2 separate regions of the Mus musculus genome follow, and region 1 is linked to region 2. Evidence: chromatin loops called from intact Hi-C (ENCODE). Cell type or tissue: left cerebral cortex. All regions are shown on one strand. Links, peaks and the distances in the headings refer to the core of each region. The heading gives the core; the rest is flanking DNA.

What was found. Peaks named below come from ENCODE experiments on the same cell type or tissue, not always from the same donor. Only the 100,000 strongest peaks of a DNase experiment are listed, where the experiment ranks them.
Region 1: a loop joins it to region 2, with 1.9 times the contacts of the local background. A loop is called at or near these places in 1 of 42 quality-filtered maps.

Annotation. Positions count from the first base shown.
Region 1 is chr14:80,023,717-80,028,111 of GRCm38, reverse strand. No RefSeq gene overlaps it. Among named protein-coding and RNA genes, the nearest start is that of Olfm4, 26 kb to the right of the region's middle. In left cerebral cortex, for the core only: no CTCF peak of the experiment used is centred there; DNase peaks (open chromatin) are centred at 128, 1,860 and 2,171.
Region 2 is chr14:79,652,956-79,657,350 of GRCm38, reverse strand. It overlaps Cnmd (chondromodulin), which reads left to right. Exons shown (of 7, transcript NM_010701.3): 3 at 622-762. Among named protein-coding and RNA genes, the nearest start is that of Cnmd, 7.0 kb to the left of the region's middle. In left cerebral cortex, for the core only: no CTCF peak of the experiment used is centred there; a DNase peak (open chromatin) is centred at 1,871.

The DNA of each region.
Region 1 (4,395 bases), core at 76-4,075, 370 kb before region 2:
GTTTGAATACTTGGTCCCCAGATACTGGCATTGTATCAGAAGGTTATGAAACCTTTGGCAAGTGGGGCATAGCGGAGAAAGTGGGTCACTATGGGGCAGGCCTTAGAGGTTCTCCTAGTTAGCTTCAGCTTTCAAATTGACACAGTCTAGAGTTATCTGAGGGAATACTAACTGGGGTATTACTTACATCAGATTGGCCTGTGGCATATCTGTGGGAGCATTTTCTTGATTGTTTATTGATGTAGGAAGGATCTGCCCACCATGGGCAACACCATCCCTAGTTAGTGAGCCCTGGCATATGTAAGAAGGCTGGGTGAGCATTAAAGTGAGAATGAGCCAGTAAGCAATGTTTCTTCATGAATTCTACCTCAAGCACCTGTCTTGCATGTCTGCTTAGGTTACCCTCAATGACTGTCTATCATCATAAGCTGAAATAAACTGAGTAAACTCAAGTTGGTTTTGGTCATAGTATGTTATCAAACAACAGAAACAGTAGTAGGGGAGGCTGGAACCCATTTTCTAAAGATTTCTCTCTGCTTCTTGGCCTAGTGAGATGCAAGATAATTATGGTCAGACACTAAGGCTATCACAGAGCCACCCCACCATGCCTTTCCTGTCATATTGGACTATATCATCTCAAACTGTGAACAAAATAACTTTTTCTCCCTTAAGCTGTCTTACCAGGTATTCAGACATAGCACCATTGAATTAATCAGGCTTGGTTAACAGAATCAGCAGAACTCCACTTAAAGAAGTTGTTTCTATCCTTAAAATAAAATGATAGCTGATAATAGTCACTCTAGTGAAAGTTAGAGTAAGTACCAATAATAGCTATATAAAAACATTATCGAAGGTTGGTGGCACATCACAATTGTAGAGGTTTTGCTGCCTAGCATGCTTAAGGCCACGAGTTTAATCTCCAGTCCTAAAAATGCATCAAGAGAATTATTGCCTACATTTCAAAAGCAATGCAGTTGGTTGACAGAAGCCAAGTAAAAGGAAATAAATTTAGTCTTTATACGGGACAATGGGCATGTTAATAAGCTTAAAAGCATTGAGCATTTCACAGTGCACCATGGACATGCAGTCAAAGTCATATGCCTAATGTTTGCTTATTATTTCCAAGAAAGTTAAAGTGGGAATTTTAAAAAGAAGGAAGGAAAGGAGAGGAGAGGAGAGGAGAGGAGAGGAGAGGAGAGGAGAGGAGAGGAGAGGAGAGGAGAGGAGAGGAGAGGAGAGGAGAGGAGAGGAGAGGAAAGGAAAGGAAAGGAAAGGAAAGGAAAGGAAAGGAAAGGAAAGGAAAGGAAAGGAAAGGAAAGGAAAGGAAAGGAAAGGAAAAAAGAAAGGAAAAGAAAGGAAAAGAGAGAGGGAGGGAGGGAGGGAGGGAGGGAGGGAGGGAGGGAGGGAGGGAGGGAGGGAGGGAGAAAACAAAGATATTTGGAGTCACCATACGTTTCCTGGGTGGACACAGGAATCTAATTCCTTTTGCCATATCCTCTGCCACCTTCACATTCGCTGAGATCCAAGCCATCTGAAACTTCTCGATCACACAGGTCTTACTTTAGTAATTCTAATGTGAGTCAAGGTCTGGGAAATCATCCTTGTAGTGGAACTCCTGACTCTAAGAAACCCTGGGGTGACAACCTATGAAAAAAAAAAAAAAAAAAAACTCTTCTGATGCACCGAAGATCATCTTTCTCCACCATGGACCTTGACTCCAAGGGTGGTTTCCCTTGAATGAGCTCCAAGAACAGATGCAAATTTCAGAGACAAACGGGTACATCCCATGCTACCAATGTGGGGCCTGGCAACGAGCTGACAACTTAAATAGCATGCCTTACCCATGAGCCAAGCCAGCTGGTCTGTTTTACTCGTTGGGACTATGCCTTAGAAATGTGCTTGCGTTTTATTTTCTGGTATGTTGCAATTCACCCCTTTGTTGCTATGGGATATTCAGGAACACAGGAGGCTAATGATGCTTCATGATATGACATCTGTTTGAGATGAGGAACGGCTCAGACTCAGACCCTAACTATGTCATCCTGGAGGGAGCTGCACACTGTCCCCTGTCTCTCTCTTGTAGAGCTTTCCCTCTGCAGAGCTCACAACTTAAAAAGACAAAGCATTCCACCATGCTTAGTAACTTAACACATTCAAACATAACTAAAAGTGACATGCAAAATAAAACCCATCCCTGTTCTGAAGACCAATGTCCCTGTTGAGTACAGAGAAGCCAGTGGAAAACAGACACATCTATTTTAAACTTATCCACAGAGCGTGATGAAGCCGGCTTCCAGCTAAGTTAAAAAGAAAATGGCAATGGGCTCAATTTCTACTTTCCTTGTTGGCTTTATTCATCCACCGAAGCACAGGAAGTATCAAGTCTAAAGACCCAATCTCGGATGCAAGGACAGAGAGAGAATGTTCTTGCAACTCTTTCAGGCCAAAATGTTCCTGCTCAAAGAGAAACTGCTTGCACCAGCTAACATCGAGAGAAATGTAACTTCCAGGGCCAGTTATCCTTTTACCTTATCAACACAATGACTACCCTCAACCTAAATCGAAAGAAACAGAGGTAACTGTTTGTGAAGGGCAGAGCGCATACCGGAGTTTATATTCTTAGCATCATTTAATTCACCCAAAAAGACTCCTATCTGGGTGGTCATGCAGAATTATCATACAGAAAATGACATTGAGTCTCAGGAGTGAAAGGCACCTGCCTACAGCCATACCGTTAGAATCATCAGAAGAGTCAAATCAGCTTTGCACGACTCTGAATCCTGTACTCAGAGGCACTCCATGTGTCATGAGTTAGCATCAAGTCTCACTTGAGTGAGAGATGCTCAAGGCACAAAGTACGGAGTTGAAGAAAAGCCTTTGCATAGCTAGGTGCCAGGAAACTTTCACACTTTGGAGGTACCTTCCCTTGATGGCAGCTCCAAGCCACAGGCCCCTTATGCAGCCCCAAGGATAGTAATAGAAAATGAAGGACACCTCCAGAGCTCTGATAAAGCCCTGGTATAATTTTAACCCACTGTCTATCCTTAAAAGGAAAATGAAGAACCCAGACTCGAAAGGCTATACTTCATGTTCTTCCATGTCAATGACTTTCTGGAAAGAATAAACGTAAGATGACAGTATAACACACCCATTGGTGGTATGGAGACTGGAAGGTGAAAGAGTAGGTGACTATAAAAGGGTTTGAGATGTATTTTCTTAAAGGTATAATGGAAATGTTTTCTTTCCTAATTATGGTAGGCATCACATTACTATCCATTTGTCAAAATTCACTGAATTATACACCAAAACTCAGCACGCTTTACGCATATAAATTATACATCAGTAACCCTTAAGTTTGTGTGCACACGGGAAGCTGAAGTGACAGCTTAATCAATAAGTGCTTACCATGCAAGTATGAGGATCCCAGCACCCATGTTAAAAGCTAAGTGTGGTGATTCACACCATCATAATCCCGGAGATCCCTAGGGCTCCCTGACCAGCCAGCCTCGCCTAGCGTGCAAACCCTCGTCCCAGTGGGAGACCCTGTCTCAAATAATAAAGTGAACAGCTCCTGCTTAACAAACCCCAAAGATCTCCAACCTCCTCATGTAAGCACATACATGTCTACACGTGTGCAAGCGCCCATGCACACAAGGACATGTAGAAAAAAAATCTACGGTTCTGCTTAGATGTACACGTATGTGTCTCAAACAGACAATAGTTGATAAATCTTGGGCTAAAATGTCTTTGTATAACTGCAGTGCATAAACCCATGAGTCCAAACACCTCCATCATTCAGCCTTCCTGGTGGGGAGATTTTTCTACAGGCAGCCACTGTAAGCTGACACACCATGGCCAGGGAGGGTCTGAAGGGACTTTTCAGGCAAATGCTTCTGTAACAGTTGGAGTGAGAAGCTGATTGTTCGGGTTCTCTTGGCTTCCTGCCTCCTTTCCAGAATTTTCAGAGGTCATTCTGTGTACTTAATAGAAACACTCATCTGGAAAATTGCCTTAAGCTAGATTACATATAATGTCACTGTTTTTTAACCTGTGTTTCGTATAGCATGTGTGTCTTTATCTTCATATCTTGTTGCAATTTGAAGGACATACCTGTCTCTAGGCTGAGCCCTGAACAGATTTGGGGGGGGGGGGGGATTTTGCTTAAAATACCAAACAGTATAGCTTCCGGTTGTCTAAAATAGCTTGGCATGGTTTTGTTTTTGTTGTTTTTGTTGTTGTTGTTTTTTTTTTTTTAGTTTTTTGAGACAGGGTTTTTCTGTGTAGCCCTGGCTGTCCTGGAACTCACTCTGTAGACCAGGCTGGCCTTGAACTCAGAAATCCGCCTGCCTCTGCCTCCCAAGTGCTGGGATTAAAGGTGTGTGTGCCAACATCACC
Region 2 (4,395 bases), core at 77-4,076:
CCAGCTACAAATAGAATTAAACTTTAGAAAACTCAACTTCACAGTTGAGCTTTAATTGGTCCAGATATGGTCCCTAGTTGCTTCTGATGGGTAGCCGAGATCCAAGTCCTTGAGCTCTTTAAGTAGCTATCAAGCACTACTGAATATTTTACTTAGTATTTTAAAACAATCAGGCTAAGGAGATGGCTCCCTTGCTAAAGTACTCGCCATGCAAACTTCAGGTACTGAAGCCACATTGTAATCCTATTACGGGGGAGTACAAGACAGGCTTTCAGGGGCCAGCCAGTCTAGTTGAATTGGTCCATCTAGGTTCAGTGAGACACAGTGTCTCAAAAAAGTAAGGTGGTTAACAATGAAGGAAGAGAGCTGACATTAACCTCTGGCTTACATAGACACACACACACACACACACACACACACACACACACACACACACACACCAGAAATCATTGTACTAGCTGACTGGTATATGGATAGATTCCTCAAATGAAAGTATTCCTATTAATGCTATTTTTCTGTATCTATGAAAAAGATGGGATCATCCTCACATATTGTGGACCTAAAGATAAGCCCCAAATTGCTGAAAGGAAGAAGGTACCAAAGACTCTTGTTCTCCTCTAGATTTACAATGTTCATTACAGTATGAGTATCAATGGGAAACTACAAGATGGGTCAATGGAAATAGATGCTGTGAACAACTTGGAGACCTTTAAAATGGGAAGCGGAGCGGAAGAAGCAATTGAAGTCAACGATTTTAAAAATGTAAGTACACTTCACGCATTTGCAGAGTCTAACAGGTGAAGCCCTGGCTTTTCCAGTCCGAGGAGAAGCAGCCACGCACGCACGCACACACGCACGCACGCACGCACGCACACACGCACGCAGTGGTTACTGTTCTCAACAGCAGCTTCTCGGCCAGCAACCCACCTGCCTTGTGTAGCTTCTGCTCCTTGAGAAAGGGTCTTGCTTTGTCCTCCATCTTCTTGCAATGAAGAGGAAATACCGGCAAATATACAAAATAACAAAGCCCTTCGGGTGCGGTAGGCCCAGGTGTCAGGCAGGAAGGCACAGGAGGACATTACTTGAGCCCTGGAGTTTGAAGCAGACGGAGCAACATGCGATTCCCATCTCCAAGCCAAAACAAAAGTTTGGAAGTGAGTTTACTTCTAGAAAATATGTGGACTTAGAAGTCAAAAATAAAGCTTTATTGTTTCAAATGGGAAAATATAATGTCATTGCCAAGAACCGACGCTTCTTGACATTGCACAAAGTCTTTGAGAAGGGCCAGTGAGAACCAGGCGATACTCTATAACTTGACATGTAGAGTGCTCAAACAGTCTTCAACAGCAAGGGCAAAACTTTGGATTTCTAGAGAATAGAGACATTTTAATGACTGGGTGGTTTGTCAACAGTAGTTTCTACATCCATATTTTTCTAATTTCCATTTAATCCAGAAAATAAGCATGGGTGGATGCCTATCATAAGCCATGTTTTCTGGCATGGCCTATTACAAAAGAAACATTTGAGTCCCTTTTTGTTTTGAGCAAAATTTAATTGAGAGGCAGTTTGAGACACTGGGCTCTTGGTTGATGCTTCAGTGTGCATGTGCTGACTTGGCCTACACTTCCCATTGGCTGACAGGACGAAGCACTTGTGTTTGGGTTCTTCTGCTAAATCGGCAGACGATGTGGGCGAAGCTTCATAGCGAAGGAGGGCTCTTGGAAATAATGTCTCTTTGGATAGTTCATTGGTCTACAAACATCTCATCAACCCATCTTCCTCTGATTTATGAGAAAAACGAAAGAAGCTTTTCATTGATAGGAAAGCACTCTCCTCTCGTGGGAGCCAAAACACGCGTCACAAGTCCTTTTGAATTCCCAGCAGATGCTAGCATTAGTGATCTGAGATGCTGACTATCGATGCCAGTGAAGCCTGGCTGTGTTCACAAAGGGCCCTGACCTGGGGACAGGCTCTGAAGCCCTGAGTGTGCCCAGCTGCACTTTGTGTGGTCATCAGATTGCAAATGGTTCTGGTCTGTGCACAAGTGTAATTTCTCTGAACCTATTAAATGCTTTTACTGCAAAACCCAGGACAGGGAAAAACATTTCTTTTCTCTGTACTACTCAATATAAACTAATAAAATGTGGCTCCTGTGTACACATCCTTCAATCCAGAACAAAACTGAGTACCTGTGATGTGCCCACAATCTCAGAATATGCAAAGGGGGTTTTGAGGATGAATTACAAAAGGCCCCTCACTCTTGGGAGGTTGATGTGTCAAGAATATCCTCTGAAAATATTTTAATCCCAAACCTATATATCTGTTTTATAATCCTTTGCTTCTTTCTAATAATGGTATTGATTGTGTTTTGTCCTCATAGACGAACAGGGCCACAAATATTTCATAAGCTGATCAATTCTCTTTGATAGCTTCTACATTTCTCTAAGTCAGAACTGGTGAGTGGAACATTTCTTTGATGGATAGTACCTGCTATGGGTTTAAACAAGCCTGGCCTTTTGAAAAGACATGAATCAGACTCTGTGGTCATCTTCTATTACTTTTGCCTCTATTTTAAACCATCAGTCAAACGCAGGAAGTGTTGAGTGAGGCTCACTGTGTGGAGGGATGACGCTAAGCACAAGGGGTGGAAGGTGACCGACGTTTATCCTTCAAAGACCTTCTGGTCCGGTCTAGAAGGAAGACATGCACACAGAAATGGCTTGAGGTCAGCCCCTAAATGTGTCATGATAAGCTATGGGCAAAGTGTGCCCCACACAGAAAGGCATCGCTGCCAATTAGAGGCTTTGCACAGGCATGGCAGAGGTGAGGACGCGGTAATTGAATAATGGCCTGGAATGATTTGTGGTGCTGGGAACTGAACCAAGGGGCTTTCTTGTGTTAAGCTATCACCCTTCCACTCAGCTACAGTCCCAACCCTTTCGAGAAATCGTTTGAACTTTAACAGGGAGAGCTGGAAAGGATACTACAAGAGGATTCACAGTCCCCCTCTCAATGCGGTCAACTACATCAAGGACAGGGGCGGAGATTGATGGAGATGCAGGTGGGGGCTAGATCATGGAAGGTTCTACCTGTAAGTTGATACCTGGGACCCCAGTATTTTAACACAGTCCAACAGAGAACAGACACCGTAAGAGAGAGGAACCCTGAAAAACAAACAAACAACAACAACAACAACAACAGAAAAACAAGTGCCCCAAACTTTGTGCCCTGAGACAAACAAGCAAGCAAGGGTTGATTCACAGCTCGTGGTTTGTATTCTAAAAGATTATACCCTGACAAGCATCCATGTTGTTGGTGAAAGCCAAGTTCCTCAGACCTGAAACCGTATTTCAGGAACAGAAGTAGAAACCAACAACAGACAGCAGTGGTGAGCACATTTGGATATCATGGTTTTCAGAAAACAATTCTTTTAATATGTGGATATCTGAAATTTGTGATTTAAAAGCTAAAGGGGGAAAAAACCTACAGCATGAACCTACCTTGAAAGTAGGTAGGTTATTGATTTAAAAAAAATCAATATAACCCTCAACTATAATGTAAAGGAACAATAAAATGAGGGTAATTTATAATGAAATATGGATTTCATATGTGCATGCTCTGCCAGATGCATGAGCGGACATCAATAAAGCCAAGTGCATCTAGGTCAGTGCCTCGCACACCCACAGTGCAGGTGGTCACAAGTGTTCTTTGACAGTTAGGAGTTTTTCTCAAACAGTAGGCATCAGTACTGAGGCCTTGATGGGCATAGCTACGCATGTCTGCCAACCCGGAACTTGGGAAGCGGGAATAGACTTGTGAGTTTGAGACAAGTCTAAGATTCTGTCTCAAAAAAAAAAAAAAAAAACCTAATTGACTTTAATTTCTAAGTCGCCGTTTATAGGAAATTGACTGTGCTGTGAGCTATGCTTAGTCACTGTATGTTTTTATGTAAATTGGAAATGGTATCCTGTGCCGAGCAAGTACCTCCAGGCAGCTCAGATTCTTAAGACACAGGATGGTTGATTCTTCAAGATTTCAGGGCTCTACGAGACCCAAAAAAACTAGGATACCCCAATCTTTGTATCAGACTCTTCCAAAGGTTTCTAGAATGCCTGTTGGGTACAAGACTCCCTTCCCTCCTTGAGGCCCTCCCTTAGGAAGCACAACCAGGGTGGTATCATGGCTCCTTTAATGAACAAACGTTAGGGGTTTGCTTGCTTTTTGTTGGTTTGTTCTTTCAATCTTCACTTGTTGCCTTTGTTAGCAAATGTCCTCATTATCATGGGCTTCTAGGCCCCCCGTTTGTTTACTAGCAGATGAGATTTGCTTGACTTCCTTGTACTTCCCCATCTGTGTCATCTCTTAATATATACAGTCACTCGTAGCTTTGCAGCC